Regions from separate parts of the Homo sapiens genome. Here region 2 is linked to region 1. Evidence: chromatin contacts called from ENCODE Hi-C or POLR2A ChIA-PET data. All regions are on one chromosome and are shown on one strand. Each heading gives the region's core, a stretch centred on a gene start or an enhancer-like site at or near the end of the contact. The rest is flanking DNA. Distances are from core to core; before and after follow the strand shown. Region 1 holds the start of EIF4G3 (eukaryotic translation initiation factor 4 gamma 3). Region 2 overlaps EIF4G3 (eukaryotic translation initiation factor 4 gamma 3).

Region 1 (3,472 bases), core at 349-2,848:
AATCAAAGCTCTCCAAAATTCTACAATCGAGCAAATAACATGAAATTAGAAACATTCAATACTAGACTTTCCTCCAGAAGCCCTGGTAACTCTCTAGACATCAGGCCTATGAGGAGTAAATTAAAGCCCATTAAAAATATTCAGCCTAACACAAATCTTCCAAGAAGTGAGACTTTTGTGGGTGATGGGTAATGTCGGTGAACTTCCTCTTCCTTTAAAAAGGTCAAAGACAGGGAAGCGTCCGGCGTCACATTTCCTCCTCAGATCTCTACCACAAACCACATCACAACTCTCCCATTACTAAAAAAAATTATCCAGAGGAACTGCTTTCTGTACATTTTCACCTTAGACTGAAAATCCAACATACCTCGGAAACGAGCTGATTGGTTTCAAACAAGAAATTTACCGATAAAGTTTATTATGTACTAATAATAATTATGGAAGCCCACTGTGTCCCGCTGTAGGGGGAGCCGAGGGGAGGTGAAGAGCAGGAGGGTGTAATCCTCACAACAACCAGAGAAAAGCCTTCCCTGCAGGGTTGGTCCCAGGCACCAAGCAAATTCTGCCCAATAAAGGGGGGGAGGGTACCTTAGGGGAGGAGGGGAGAAGGGACCCCAAGCTCTAAAAGGAAGGGGCTGCAGAAGCATGGCCAAGTGGGGCTAGCTTTCACAGTATTGCAGAGGGTCTGGGGGTCCCCCCGCAGTGCTGCTGCCGGGGCACCCCAAAAGCTCCGCCCAAGCCCGATGCAGGGGCTTGAGCCGCTGTCCCTTTCCTGGCTGGGCTGTGGCGGCCGGCAGGAGGGTCCCCTGGGCTGCGGGGTCCCCCTGGACTGCGACGACGAGAACCGAAGGGCCGACAGGAAGGTGAAAAGGATACTGTTGGGGCGCCTGAGTCTGGAGGGCCCTGATGTTCGGGTGAGGAGGGGGGACCGCTGCCGCCGCCGCCGCCGCCGCCGCCGCCGCCGCCGCTGCTGCCGCCGCCGGGTGAGGAGGCGGTACCGCTGCTGCCGCCGCCGCCGCCGCTCCGGTGCCGGGTCCGGTTCCTGCTGCAGTCGCTGTGCCTGATTTCAGAGCCGGTTTCTGCGGTAAACTCATGGCAAAGCGAAGCCACCAACCCCCCCAGAGCGGGACCGGGCGCGCCGGGGTGCAGGGGCCGGGGGCAGCGGGGGGGCGGGATGGGGGCAGACCCGGGGAGGCGGCGGGAGCGGGGGGCTGGGGGGAGCCTGGGGGGAGGAGGAGGAGGGGGCCGGGGCCGGTCACACACGCCCGACGCCGCCGCCGCCGCCGCCGCCGCCTCCGCCGCCGCCGCCGCCGGCAGCAGCAGCCGCCCCGCGGGCCAGCACCACCGGCTGCCGGTCTCCGTGACAACGCGACCCCAGGGGGGGGGCCGGACCCGGCGGGGGCAGGAGGCGGAGAGACCGGACCTTTCACGGCAATATCCTCATGGGCCGGCGGCGGGGGATCTTTATCCCCCTCCCCGGAGGAAGCGGCGCCCTTCTCGGTAGCGGGGCTCAGGCGATGCCGGTGGATTTTCTTCACTCAACGAGCAGAGCATCCAACATGGCGCTGTGGCCGCCTCCAGCAGTCCGGCAGGACGGCTGCTCGGAAAACTTCGGACTTTTTCGGAATGGCTCGGGAAACCGAGGGTGGGAAGCCTCTTCGGCTCTTTCCGGAGACTGCTAGGGGTCGGGATTCTTCGGAGACGCTCGGGTGCGTCCTCGGCCGCCGTTCGGGAGGGCTCAGGGGCTAACTCGCTTCCTCGGCAAAGATCGGCGAGGGAGGCTTCGCTGGCTTACAGCGGCGCGGGTGCGGGGCGGAGGGAAAGACCAAAGGCGAGGTCTGGCTTGCGAGAGTCCTCCCCTGCGGCCCAGCCTCGAAGAACAATGGTAATGGCCCCGGAGTCGGCTGTTCGCTGAGCCCCGCTCGCAGGGGCGGAGAGGCAGCGGCGAGGCGAAAAACCCCTGGAGAAGGAACCGCTTAACCGGAATGGAACCCGTTGGATAGGGACCCCCCGCGGGGACTTCGCGTAACCAATGCCACCCGCCGGCCTGTAACCCACGCATTTCACACCCATTGTGTCGACACTTCCTCAGACGCTCTGAGAGGTGAATGAGGAGCCCCATTTCCAGAGGACACAGAGGAAAAGTGACTAGCCCAAGGTCACCCTATCGGGAAAGGACAGAGCCTAAATCTAAATGCCACCTTCATCTGGATGAACCTTGCCGCCTCCCATATTGGCTGGGGACATGACCTGAGCCGCCATATCTAATCAGCAGCCTTAACTGAGCTCTGTGGATGGATTCAAACCTAGGCCTTCCCCAGGACTGGAGCGCCCTTTGACCAGCAGCCAGTGATCAGCTCCCCAATGTCCTATGCTGGGTGACATTTGTTGATAAGGATTTTCTTCCCAGCTAGACCTGCCAAGATCACTCCCACCCCCAACCCCGCACACCCCACTCCTTAGCAGGTGCCTTGTCCTAAGCACAGTGGCATTGAGTGGGAAAGAATGGCAGGCATCGGCCGGGCGCGGTGGCTCACGCCTGTAATCCCAGCACTTTGGGAGGCCAAGGCCGGTGGATCACTTGAGGTCAGGAGTTCAAGACCAGCCTTGCCAACATGATGAAACCTCGTCTCTACTAAAAATACAAAAATTAGCCAGGCGTGGTGGCAGGCACCAGCTACTCGGGAGGCTGAGGCGGGAGAATCACTTGAACCCAGGAGGCGGAGGTTGCAGTGAGCTGAGAGAGTGCCATTGCACACTAGCCTGGGCGCGACAGAGTGAGGCTTCGTCTCAAAAAAAAAAAAAAAATGGCAGGCGTCATGGAGCAATCAAGTTTTAATATAATATTTACCAGACATGGCACTAAGCGCTGTACCCTTCATTATCTCAAGCAGTCCTGTGAAATAGGTAGTATCCATTTTACAAATGAATAAACTGAGACTGGGGAGGCTCAATACCATCAAACCACAGAAAAGCTGAGAAAATTGAGGCTCAAAACGCACAAAAGACTTCCCCGAGGTCGCACCGACAGTGTGGCTGGCAGAGCTAAGATTAGAGTCTAGTTCTGACTCCTGCTATCCTGCTTCACACACTGCCTTACTATTTTGTTGTTGCTGTTTTTTGAGACGGAGTTTCGCTCTTGTTGCCCAGGCTGGAGTGCAATGGCACGATCTCGGCTCACGGAAACCTCCGCCTCCCATGTTCAAGCGATTCTCTTGCCTCAGCCTCCCGAGTAGCTGGGATTAGAGGCATGCGCTACCACGCCTGGCTAATTTTGTACTTTTAGTAGAGACGGTGATTCTCCATGTTGGTCAGTCTGGTCTCAAACTCCCAACCTCAGGTGATCTGCCTGCCTCGGCCTCCCAAAGTGCTGGGATTACAGGCGTGAGCCACCGCGCCTGGCCTATTGTTGTTTTTAATTCATATAAAGCTCTACACATAGTGGATGCTTAATTCGTGACAATCCCTGGGA
Region 2 (3,472 bases), core at 678-3,177, 86 kb before region 1:
TAAAAACCAAATGTTTCAAATGTCCTAAAATGACTAAATCAATCTCTTCAAAAGCCTTCCCATGATAAACATTCCATGGAATCTCAAAACAAACACAACTATACAATAAGTGTCCAAACTTTAGACCCATGATGAGACTCTGCCACCTTTACTTTGTACTAAAAATAACTGGCTGGGCACAGTGGCTCAAGCCTATAATCCCAACACTTTTGGAGGTCAAACTGAGAGAATCACTTAAACCCCAAGAGTTCAAGACAAGCCTGGGCAACACAGCAAGACCTCATCTCTACTAAATTAGCCGAGTGTGGTTGCCAGCACCTGTAGTCTCCGGGAGGCTGAGGTGGTAGGATCACTTGAGCACAGGAGTTTAACAAGTTGCAATTAGCAAACCTCTCTACCAAAAAAAAAAAAAAGCCTAAATAAATCAGCATGAGACAGGAACTGCCAGAAATTTTCTACAGAATTTGAATTCAAAGAAATGACCCATGTAAAACTCTGTACACTACAACATACTTCCTTCCTAATTCTGCCTGCCATTGTGCTTATTACCAGTTCTCACCAAACTCTGTATCTCCAAGCATAAATCATTGGATGTTTCTTTCCCTCTGAGCTCAAGATACAGGCAAAACAGCTTTTCATAGTGCTACTTAAAATTCTAATTCAATAAATGAGCAGTGTAACATGCACATACAATAATCCAGAACATGCTGATTTTTCATAACCCATGATTGAAATACAGTAGTACATCCACTTGATATTTCTGTATTTCAAATTGCTGTGATTTATATCATTAGGAAGTACAAGCAAAACTATTAGTAAGATTACATAGATGGTATGCAATACTGAATTAAGACTCTAAGTAGAAATATAAATGTAAAAAATTTCGAATTCTCCTCTTTCTTTTTTCTAGTAGAATAATAACAAAAGACAAATTTCAGAAATAAATATAATTTGATGGTTAAAGACTCTGATTATTAAAGTACTCACTACATACATGCTACAACAAATGCCAACTAGGCAAATACACTTGCAAAGACTAAATTTCATCAGAGAAATCCAAGAATCCATGAGGATATTACATGACATGTATTACTGATATGAATGTTTCCTACTTATGCAGAAAAGAGAGGACCAATACATTTTAAAGAACAAATGTTTATGAAACTTCATGAAGGATGAACTCTCTTCAAAATAAACCTTCTTGATCAATGGTAATCATGTCTGGCACTGGGGTTGTTTACAGTCAGTACCTCCTTAAAAGGTGGATTTGCACAAAGTAGAAAAGAAGAAGTGAAAATAAACAGAAATTGTCTTTCAGTCTGCCAAAACACTAATGTTCCATTTATAATTCCCAGCTGAACGTTCCTAAACCTTGCCCCACTCCACTACAAGAAAAACTACTGCTCTAATGTTCAGCATAAGCAATATTCTTAAAGTGAAAGACTCAAGTTATCATTTCCTCATTGAAAGGAAGATCAAGGATACAAATGTCATCAAATAAATACTGATTTATAGGTAAAATAGGCAACTAATATCAGGAGATAAAAAAATAATGCAAAGGGTCTTTTTCTATATTATTTCTTATTTAGGCCAAGATGTCAATGTCAATTTATGCTTTCTCTACTTCTTATTTCTACATAGTTCTGAAATAAAAAAGGAAGTTAACTTCTATAATACATAAAGTAATGGCAGAATTTCTAAACTATACCCTATTTCACAAAGATACCGAACAGGATTTCTCAAAACATGTACTGTTTAAAATACAGTTACTTTGGAAACAGCTATAGTCTTCTTTTTTTAATTTTTTATTTTTTGAGACAGAGTCTCGCTCTGTCACCCAGGCTGGAGTTCAGTGGCATAATCTCAGCTCACTGCAACCTCTGCCTTCCAGGTTCAAGCAATTCTCGTGACTCAGCCTCCTGTGACTCAGCCTCCCAAGCAGCTGGGACTATAGACATGCGCTACCACAGCCGGCTAATTTTTTGTATTTTTAGTAGAGATGGGGCTTTGCAATGTTGCCCAGGCTGGTCTCGAACTCCTGAGCTCAGGCAATCCACCCACCTCGGCCTCCCAAAGTGCTAGGATTACAGGCATAAGCCACCGCACCTGACCATAGCTACAGTCTTTTAACATTACTTCTGAACCACACGAATATGTTTTTCAAAAATTAAAAAAATGCAATTTAAACAAGCCAGCTCCAGCCTAGACCACAAGAGACCCTGCCTCTATTAAAAAAAAATTTTTTTTCCACGATATTGATTCTTCCTATCTATGAGCATGGAATGTTCTTCCATTTGTTTGTGTCCTCTTTTATTTCGTTGAGCAGTAGTTTGTAGTTCTCCTTGAAGAGGTCCTTCATATCCCTTGTAAGTTGGATTCCTAGGTATTTTATTCCCTTTGAAGCAATAGTGAATGGGAGTTTACTCATGATTTGGCTCTCTGTTTGTCTGTCATTGGTATATAAGAATGCTTGTGATTTTTGCACATTGATTTTGTATCCTGAGACTTTGCTGAAGTTGCTTATTAGTTTAAGGAGATTTTGGGCTGAGACGATGGGGTTTTCTAAATATACAATCACGTCATCTGCAAACAGGGACAATTTGACTTCCTCTTTTCCTAATTGAATACCCTTTATTTCTTTCTCCTGCCTGATTGCCCTGGCCAACTTCCAACACTATGTTGAATAGGAGTGGTGAGAGAGGGGCATCCCTGTCTTGCGCCAGTTTTCAAAGGGAATGCTTCCAGTTTTTGCCCATTCAGTATGATATTGGCTGTGGGTTTGTCATAAATAGCTCTTATTATTTTGAGATACGTCCCATCAATACCTAATTTATTGAGAGTTTTTAGCATGAAGGGCTGTTGAATTTTGTCAAAGGCCTTTTCTGCATCTATTGAGATAATCATGTGTTTTTGTCTTTGGTTCTGTTTACATGCTGGATTACATTTATTGATTTGTGTATGTTGATCCAGCCTTGCATCCCAGTGACGAAGCCCACTTGGTCACTGTGGATAAGCTTTTTGATGTGCTGCTGGATTCGGTTTGCCAGTATTTTATTGAGGATCAATATTCATCAGGGATATTGGTCTAAAATTCTCTTTTTTTGTTGTTGTCAGGCTTTGGTATCAGGATGATGCTGGCCTCATAAAATCAATATCATGAAAATGGCCATACTGCCCAAGGTAATTTATAGATTCATTGCCATCCCCATCAGGCTACCAATAACTTTCTTCACAGAATTGGAAAAAACTACTTTAAAGTTCATCTGGAACCAAAAAAGGGCCCGCACTGCCAATACAATCCTAAGCCAGAAGAACAAAGCTGGAGGCATCACACTACCTGACTTCAAACTATACTACAAGGCTATAGTAACCAAAACAGCATGGTACTGGTACCAAAACAGAGATATAGACCAACAGAACAGAACAGAGCCCTCAGAAATAATACCACACATCTACAACCATCTGATCTTTG

Evidence for each region. A loop is a pair of places that touch in the nucleus more often than their neighbours do. ChIA-PET counts read pairs that join two places held with the same protein, here RNA polymerase II (POLR2A). Pooled maps may share reads with other maps.
Region 2: a map of mammary epithelial cell shows a loop between it and region 1 (2.1-fold over the local background). The contact joins the enhancer-like site here to the promoter of EIF4G3 in region 1. A Hi-C loop is called at or near these places in 5 of 168 maps with a recorded cell type or tissue (CD14-positive monocyte, heart right ventricle, mammary epithelial cell and 1 more) and 5 of 50 pooled maps. POLR2A ChIA-PET finds 5 or more read pairs at or near these places in 6 of 52 experiments (GM10248, GM12878, H1 and 3 more).

The regions. Positions count from the first base shown.
Region 1 is chr1:21,175,299-21,178,770 of GRCh38, forward strand. It overlaps EIF4G3 (eukaryotic translation initiation factor 4 gamma 3), which reads right to left and starts at 1,599. Exons shown (of 37, transcript NM_001391906.1): 1 at 1,424-1,599; 2 at 877-1,060. RefSeq lists an enhancer at 1,514-1,563.
Region 2 is chr1:21,089,349-21,092,820 of GRCh38, forward strand. The region is part of intron 2 of EIF4G3 (eukaryotic translation initiation factor 4 gamma 3); the gene reads right to left. Among named protein-coding and RNA genes, the nearest start is that of EIF4G3, 86 kb to the right of the region's middle. Within about 2 kb of position 1,928, at least 7 of the 41 ENCODE cell types and tissues checked have a DNase peak (open chromatin) inside an H3K27ac peak, as active enhancers do; they include CD14-positive monocyte, GM12878 and mammary epithelial cell, where a contact is called at or near this core.